Linked DNA regions of Homo sapiens: region 1 is linked to region 2. Evidence: chromatin contacts called from ENCODE POLR2A ChIA-PET data. All regions are on one chromosome and are shown on one strand. Each heading gives the region's core, a stretch centred on a gene start or an enhancer-like site at or near the end of the contact. The rest is flanking DNA. Distances are from core to core; before and after follow the strand shown. Region 1 holds the start of CFLAR (CASP8 and FADD like apoptosis regulator). Region 2 holds the start of STAT1 (signal transducer and activator of transcription 1).

Region 1 (3,914 bases), core at 586-3,085, about 10 Mb after region 2:
GATTACAGGCATAAGCCATTGCGCCGGGCCACAAATTTTTTTTTAAAGAATTAGCTGGGCATGGTGGCACCTGTAGTGGCACACCTAGCATGGTGGCATGCTAGGACCTGTAGTCCTAGCTACTCAGGAGGCTGAGGCAGAAGGATCACTTGAACCTGGGAGGTTAAGGCTGCAGTGAGCTGTGATCGGGTCACTGCACTCCAGCCTGGAGTGAGACCCTGTCTCAAAAACAAACAAAAAACCAAACTTGGATAACTGACAGAGTTTAGGATAGAATTACATGGAAAAACCAACAAAACAAGACAATTATTAACTCCAGAAAAAACTAAAAGTTGTGTGGGAAAGGAAAAGTAATCATAGTTTGGTACATAACTTGGCTGTGACTACCGTTTACATGATTATAATAGCATATATACTGAAGATTAATCAAACAGAATATAACTATCTTGGGAAGATGGAGAGATTAAAAAAAAAGGTTGGGGGTGAATATGGGGTGAAAGTGATGGAGAAAAAGAGCTGAAGTCTCCTCTGGTGTCTCAGCACTCCACCCAAGGTAGAGCCTCTGGATGGAAGAAGGAATCTCCCACCTCTCCACCACACTCCCCCAGGATTTACCTTCAGCATCAGGTAGCTAGGGGCAAGATGAGAAATGCTGATATGCTGGTCTCTGACTGGGAGCTGTGGGAAGAGAGAGGTTCTGAGTTGCAGCAGTCTGGAGTGGAGTCTCTTGCTGAACAAAGGGAGAGGTTTGGTTTAAATACCACAGACTGACTCTCACATTCTGATCCAAGAGTTTTCATAGATTTTTTGGAACAGATGTTTCTTCATTTGCTGTTTGCCCTTAGGACCATTTCAAAGGCTTTAAATGGTTAATGGTTGTTTGTTGTTTTAAATAATTTTCAGTTTCACTAGGGGTGAATCCCGAGCTCTTCATGCCGTCCTGCTGTTAGTCTCTCTTGGTATTATTCTTCACCTTTCCTGTGAGTTTAAAATTATCTCAAGAAAAGTTAAAGCTCTTTAAGAATCACAATAAAGTAGTTATTAGGAATAAATAAAAACGTAGAGGGGCGCGGTGGCTCACGCCTGTGATCCCAGCACTTTGGGAGGCCGAGGCGGGCAAGGATCACTTGAGGCCAGCAGTTGGAGACCAGCCTTGCCAACATGGTGAAACCCCATCTCTACTAAAAATACAAAAAAAAAAAAAAATTAGTCGGGCATGGTGGCTTGCACCTGTGGTCCCCGCTACTTGGGAGGCTGAGGGCTGGATGGTTTGAGAGCGGGAAATCCAGGCTGCAGTGAGCTGTGATGGCGCCACTGCCTTCTAGCCTGGGCGACAGCGCGAGACCCTGTCTCAAGAAGGAAAACAAAAAAAAACAAACAAAAACATACACACAAAAAACCACAAAGTGTGTTCACGTTTGCTATGACTCCCAGACAACAATTGTAAACACTCGCGCCGGGCGTGGTGGCTCACGCCTGTAATCCCAGCACTTTGGGAGGCCGAGGCGGGCGGATCACGAGGTCAAGAGTTCGAGACCATTCTGGCCAACAGTGAAACCCCGTCTCTACTAAACACAAAAATTAGGCGGGCGTGCTGGCGCGTGCCTGTAGTCCCAGCTACTCGGGAGGCTGAGGCAAGAGAATCGCTTGAACTAGGAAGGCGGAGGTTGCAGTGAGCTGAAATTGCGCCACTGCACTCCAGCCTGGGCCACAGAGCGAGACTCTGTCTCAAAAAAGAAGGAAAGAAAGAAAGAAAAAAAAAAACACTCGCAGTGTTTACTCCTAACGCGTGGAACTTGTGTCGACATCCACCCCCGGTTACTGCATACTCAGTCACACAAGCCATAGCAGGAAACAGCGAGCTTGCAGCCTCACCGACGAGTCTCAACTAAAAGGGACTCCCGGAGCTAGGGGTGGGGACTCGGCCTCACACAGTGAGTGCCGGCTATTGGACTTTTGTCCAGTGACAGCTGAGACAACAAGGACCACGGGAGGAGGTGTAGGAGAGAAGCGCCGCGAACAGCGATCGCCCAGCACCAAGTCCGCTTCCAGGCTTTCGGTTTCTTTGCCTCCATCTTGGGTGCGCCTTCCCGGCGTCTAGGGGAGCGAAGGCTGAGGTGGCAGCGGCAGGAGAGTCCGGCCGCGACAGGACGGTACGTGCCCCGCGCTCGACCCCCGCGCTGGCGGCGCCGGAGCTGTCCCAGACCCCAAGCCCCGACGCCCGGCCCTGAGTCAGCATTGCAGCAGGCCCTGCGCCGCCGCGCCCCGCGTCCCACCCCGCGCCGCTCCTCACAGCCCTGCGCTCCGGGAAACTGCAGGTGGCCGGCAGTGGCCAGGGGATGGCGGGGGCGCTTCTGGAACCTGACTCAGTTTTGTAGGTTCCTTATCTCGGTTGTTTACCGCGGGCTTTGCGGAATGCCCCCGCTTCCGTTTCCGCCCGGCTCCGAACCCCCGAACCCCTTCTACCCGCAACTCCGCCCCGGATTCCCAGAAAGGGGCGACCTGGGCCACAGCGGTACAAGCTGCACCCCGATGGACCTGAGAGACCGGAAGTAACCCTTGGCCAACTCTGGCCGCCCCCTGCAGCCGCAGCCCCAGAGGCCCACCCGCGAGCTTCAGTGGCGGGCCCTCAGCGTCGTGTAAACTTTGCTTAAAATGATCTTGAGAGTTCAATTCTTGGGGTGAACTGTTGAGAAGATCTGGCATTTTTCCTTTCGAAAGTTGTTGGGAACGTGGACTTTCCCAACAATTGTGTATGCGCTCGATCTCACTCAGTGGGAGCCGCCGCCCTGGAGGGAATTTCACAATAGCCTGGTCAGGGCGGTTATTTTCCAGAGCAGTTTAATGTCTATTTTGCCCAAGTGCAAGGAAAGCTTGCCTTGGGAAAGCTGGGAATGCTTGGCTAATGAAAAGTTTTTAGAGCCTTTTAAAATGAACCTGTTTCTGCCACTTTTCCACCGCCTCAAAACGACTGGGAAATGTAAACTGGCTTCAAGATGTTCTTGCTTGAGGGTGTCTGGATTTGGACAGAAGGCCATGTTCTTTTAATATTAACAGTGGCACGCAGTAGAACAAAGGCCACTGAAATTCAGAATCAGTTTTTGGCTCCACGGGCAGGAAGTAAATTCAAGGACGCCAGAGGTCTTGCGAATATTTTAATTGGTTGACATTTGAAATTTGTTCTTAAGCAATGAGGGGTGAAACCAGTAGGGGGATAGCGTATAGCATAAGTAAAGCTTTTTGGACATCAACAAACTGCGATAATCTACAACAGACAGCGGGCTCTGGAAGGTTTGACCTGCTTTAGAGAGAGATTTCCGATAAGAGGAACGGAGTTTTTGGCACTTTTCGGTTTGGTGATTCCCCTAAATAACCTTACAAAAGTTTCGTTGAACAAAAAACCTGGCTGGAGCTCCAAGATCTTTTTTTTTTTTTTTTTTTTTTGAGACAGCATTTCACTCTTGTTGCCCAGGCTGGAATGCAATGGCACTATCTCTGCTCACCGCAACCTCCGCCTGTCGGGTTCAAGCGATTCTCGTGCCTCAGCCTCTCAAGTAGCTGAGATTACAGGCATGCACCACCATGCCCGGCTAGTTTTGTATTTTTAATAGAGACGGGGTTTCTCCATGTTGGTCAGTCTGGTCTCGAACTCCTGACCTTAGGTGATCCGCCCGCCTCGGCATCCCAAAGTGCTGGGATTACAGGCGTGAGCCACCATGCCCGGCCCAACTCCAAGATCTAAACAAAAAAGACTGGGTTGAAAGGGAGTTTTTAATGTTTACTGTTTGCTTTACATCCATTTTCTTGTTTTGTTAATACTTGCTTTACTTAAGCTTTTGGGTCAAATGTCCTCGTTAAAATGGCTTTCTCTAGCGACTTTATGTTTTACGTTTCTGTTTGTAACTGACATTTGA
Region 2 (4,038 bases), core at 1,206-3,705:
TGATGGTTTTATAAGCCACTGGCATTTCCCCTGCTTGCATCTATTCTCTCTCCTGCTGCCCCGTGAAGAGATGCCTTCTGCCATGCAGAACTGTGAGTCAATTAAACCTCTTCACTTTATAAATTACCTAGTCTCGGGCAGTTCTTTATAGCAGCATGAGAACAGACTAATACAATAAACACGAGCCAAGAAGCCTGGCTAATTTTTAAATTTTCTGTAGAGACAGCCTCTCGTTATGTTTCTGAGGCTGGTCTCAAACACCTGACCTCAGGCAATCCTTCCACCTCAGCCTCCCAAAGTGCTGGGATTACAGGCGTGAGCTTCCGCACCCTGCCACAGTTGGTTCTTAAGGCTGGTTGAGCTAGTACATATGTAGCACCTGGCACAGAAGAGGTGAATTAATAAGCTCATGTTTGGGCTGGCCAGGTGGCTCACGCCTGTAATCCCAGCACTTTCGGAGGCCAAGGTGGGCGGATTGCCTGAGCTCCGGAGTTCAAGACCAGCCTGGGCAACATGGTGAAACCTTGTCTCTACTAAAATACAAAAAAAAATTAGCAGGGCATGGTGGTGTGCACCTGTAGTCCCAACTACTCGTGAGGCTGAGGCAGGGGAATTGCTTGAACCCAGGAGGCGGAGGTTGCAGTGAGCTGAGATCGCGCCACTGTACTCCAGCCTGGGAGACAGAGAGAGACTCTGTCTCTAAAAAAAAAAAACAATGAATAAATAAGCTCATGTTCACAAATCTGGAGTCAGTCTCATCTACTCACAAAACCTGTTACCAACTCAGGGAGTGGCATGGCCATCTCCCAGTCACTGAGCTCAAATCTCAGATTTAGGGTTGATTCCTTCCACTCCATCCCAAGACCTGCTCCTTCCTGTCTCCAACATTCTACCTTCCCAGTCCAGCCTCTGCTGCCCACAGATTGGACCACATCAATCTCCTGTGCAAAAATCCTATGATCTGTCCATTCCTAGGCAGATTTCCACCCCACCCCATCTTCATCCATCAACAAAGCAACCCAGTCACCAAATCATTTACTGTTTTTCAACTGTGCCCAACATTTCTGCTTTGCTCCAGCTACTCGCCCTTGGAAACAGCCTCTCCACAAATTTTTGCGTCTCTAAATCCTATAGCATTCAAAGCTATGTACAAAAGCCCCTTCTTTCATAAAGTTGTCTGAGACTTACTCACAATTAAGCTTTCTTTGACTTGCGTCTCACTGAATTCTGTACCTCTATTAGAGCATCGGTTCCAGTTTTCCTTGTAAAGCTCTGTGATGCCTCCAGAGTCCCCGGCGGGGGAAGGTGGGTGGGGAGGGGGTAGAGTAGTGGGGTATTTTGCTTTTTAACATCTTATGGACCTTGGACAGTGCCCTGCATATACTATGTGCTCGAAACAGTTTGTTGAATTGAAATTATGTATATTTCAGACGGAATTAGAAAGTAAAAAGCAAACCATATTATGATCTCACAAGTGTGAGTCCAGCATCCTCATTAAGCAATGGTTGCACAATGGACTGTGCTGGAGGCTCAAGTCCTGTTTCTGTTCTATGAAAATAACTCCTTATCTATACAAACAACATTCAAAGCACAATCAACCACACCTCTGCATACCTACCACAGAACTCTTCAGTACCGGCCAGAAATTTTTTTAAGACTATATTATTTTGGGGTGGGGGGTCTGCAAAAACTAAACATCACTTTTAAACTCTAGGAAGACATTAAGCCCTTCCATCTTTGAACATAGAAACATAATTAAGATTCCGAAGTCATGTACTCATTCATCTGATTCCATGAACATTTACTGACCTGCCACCTTGTGCCCCAACAAGGGCCTGGGGATTCAACCAAAGGAGCAGCTACGCACAGCACGTTAGGTGCCAAGACTGTCGAGGTTATATACACAGAGTGCGAACGTTAACCTAGACAGCTCTCGAGGATGGCATACAGCAAATGAAACTTTCTGCGAAAAGAAGAAAACGTGACTGATGGAAAGGGGTGGAAACGGGAGAAAGTGACGGTAAATGGGAAGGTGCAGTGCCTTCTAGAGGAAAATTATATTTCACAAGTCCTCTTCACTGCCAGAGCACGACTGGCAAGGACAATCGTGCTGAGCAGTGCCATCTCCGAGAACAGGTGGCACTGCTCGCACTTGGAATACTCAGGACGCGTTCTTCCTCTGGGATCACTATTCGCGGGTCAGCACAGACGGCCCGTCCTCGCCCGGCGTCCAACTGCACGGCCCGAGGACTCTGTCCCTGCGCGTCCCACCCCCGGCACCCGGAACCTCACGGCCACTCACTCTGCGCGCAGGATCCGGAAGGGCTAGGCGGGGGCGCGGCGGTGCAGCCTCTCCCGAGCGCGCTGGGTCGCCTCTGCTCGGTCTGGGGTCTGCCAGGCGCGATCCCCCCGGTGCAGCCGAGCCCCTCCGCAGACTCTGCGCAGGAAAGCGAAACTACCCGGCAGGAGAAAAGGCAGCGCTGGCGCCCGGCCCCCTTCCGCCCCCACCAATCACCGGGCGGCTCCGCGCTCAGCCAATTAGACGCGGCTGTTCCGTGGGCGCCACCGCCTCCCTCTGCGGGCCGCTGCTCCGCCCACGCGCTGGGGTATTTCCGCCGGCTTCCGGCGGGGGCCGCCGGCTGGGTGAGCTGCAGCCCAGTCCCGTGTTGCCACGCTGGGAACTGGCGTTCTGTTTACATATCTTAGAGAACGATCAGAAGGACGTGCTGTGTTTGCAGAAGCCCAAACTTGGAGGTCTCTGTAGTAGTTTCATCGCCGAGAATCCAGGCAGAGGACAGATTTGGCGACGTCGTCATTCTAGAAGCTCCCTTTAGCAACTGACCTCCGTGTTGCTAAACCCAGGGAACGCTTTTCTGTTTTTCTCACTTTACTTGACAGCTCGGAAGCATGGGGCAGAGTTGACGCCTTTGTTCTTGAAACACGTTTCTTCCTTGGTCATGATGATAACACATCCTTCTTGCTTTTTCCTGCCTCTGGCATTCTTTCTACATTGCCTCCACCTCCACTATCAAACCATTATATGTTAAGGTTGTCAGGGTCCAGACATTCGTCAGCTTCTTTACCTGGGCTTCTCCTAAACGCTGTGCTGTGATGACCTCACCCACAGCTTCAGTTTCCTTCTAGATGGAGGAGTCTTAAATGCTTATCCCGTCCACACCTCTCCTCTGGGCTTCACACCTACAACTCCCACTTGCCTCTCCACTTGTATGTGCAGTGAGCTCTACAAACTATGTTCAGAACCAAACATCTTTCTCCTCAAACCTGCTCTTTTTCTAGAAATGGCACATGACAGATACCTAGGATTCATAGTTGACATTGCCTTCTCCCTCACCTCGCAACACCTGATCCTCAAATCTTAATTGATTCTTCCTCCTAAATATTTCCCAAGTCTCATTTACTCTGCTCCATCTCTTCTGCTGCCTCCTTCTGCAGTAGATTCCCGAATGGCTGCCTCACTTCAGCCCTTATCTACCTTTTAATCCATTCTCCATACAAGAGTTTGAGTGTTTTTTTTTTTAATTGAAAAGCAGATCATGTCATTTGCCAACCTGAAAATCCTTCCATGGCTTTTCTTTGCTCTTATAAAATTCAGTTTCTTAATACATACTATAAAGCCCTGGTTGCCCGATCTCTTTGTCCAACCCCATAATGTGCCACTCTGCTTTGCTTACTTCAGCATTTAGTTCTTCAAATAAACCACACTCTCCAAACTCAGGGACTTCTCACCCTGAGTTTGGAAAACCCCTTGAGCCAACATCTGCTTCACCCAACTCTTCGCTGGCTAACTCATCTTTTAGATCTTAGTTTAAAAATCTCAGCTTAAATGTCACTTCTCCAGGTAGGCATTGCTGAAGCCAGACAAACTAAATCTTTTTGGACTATATGCTCATAAAATCAATTAGTTCCTTCAAGTAGACGGGATTTGAGTCAAGCCTTGAATAATTAGGCACTTTGGGGTAGGAGAAGGATCTGAATAATTTCCCATGGATATGCCTATATGTGTGTGTATGAGTTTTT

What was found. ChIA-PET counts read pairs that join two places held with the same protein, here RNA polymerase II (POLR2A).
Region 1: POLR2A ChIA-PET joins it to region 2 with 6 read pairs in GM12878. The contact joins the promoter of CFLAR here to the promoter of STAT1 in region 2. POLR2A ChIA-PET finds 5 or more read pairs at or near these places in 2 of 52 experiments (GM12878 and activated CD4-positive, alpha-beta T cell).

The regions. Positions count from the first base shown.
Region 1 is chr2:201,114,329-201,118,242 of GRCh38, forward strand. CFLAR (CASP8 and FADD like apoptosis regulator) reads left to right here and starts at 1,836. Exons shown (of 10, transcript NM_003879.7): 1 at 1,836-2,153. It overlaps LOC105373836 (a long non-coding RNA gene), which reads right to left and starts at 2,356. Exons shown (of 3, transcript XR_923785.3): 1 at 616-2,356. RefSeq lists enhancers at 1,822-2,081, 3,722-3,771 and a silencer at 2,112-2,321.
Region 2 is chr2:191,011,716-191,015,753 of GRCh38, forward strand. STAT1 (signal transducer and activator of transcription 1) reads right to left here and starts at 2,456. Exons shown (of 25, transcript NM_007315.4): 1 at 2,303-2,456; 2 at 1,810-1,963. RefSeq lists enhancers at 20-109, 538-597, 1,809-2,128, 2,739-2,938, 2,969-3,048 and 2 more and silencers at 2,219-2,418, 2,449-2,688.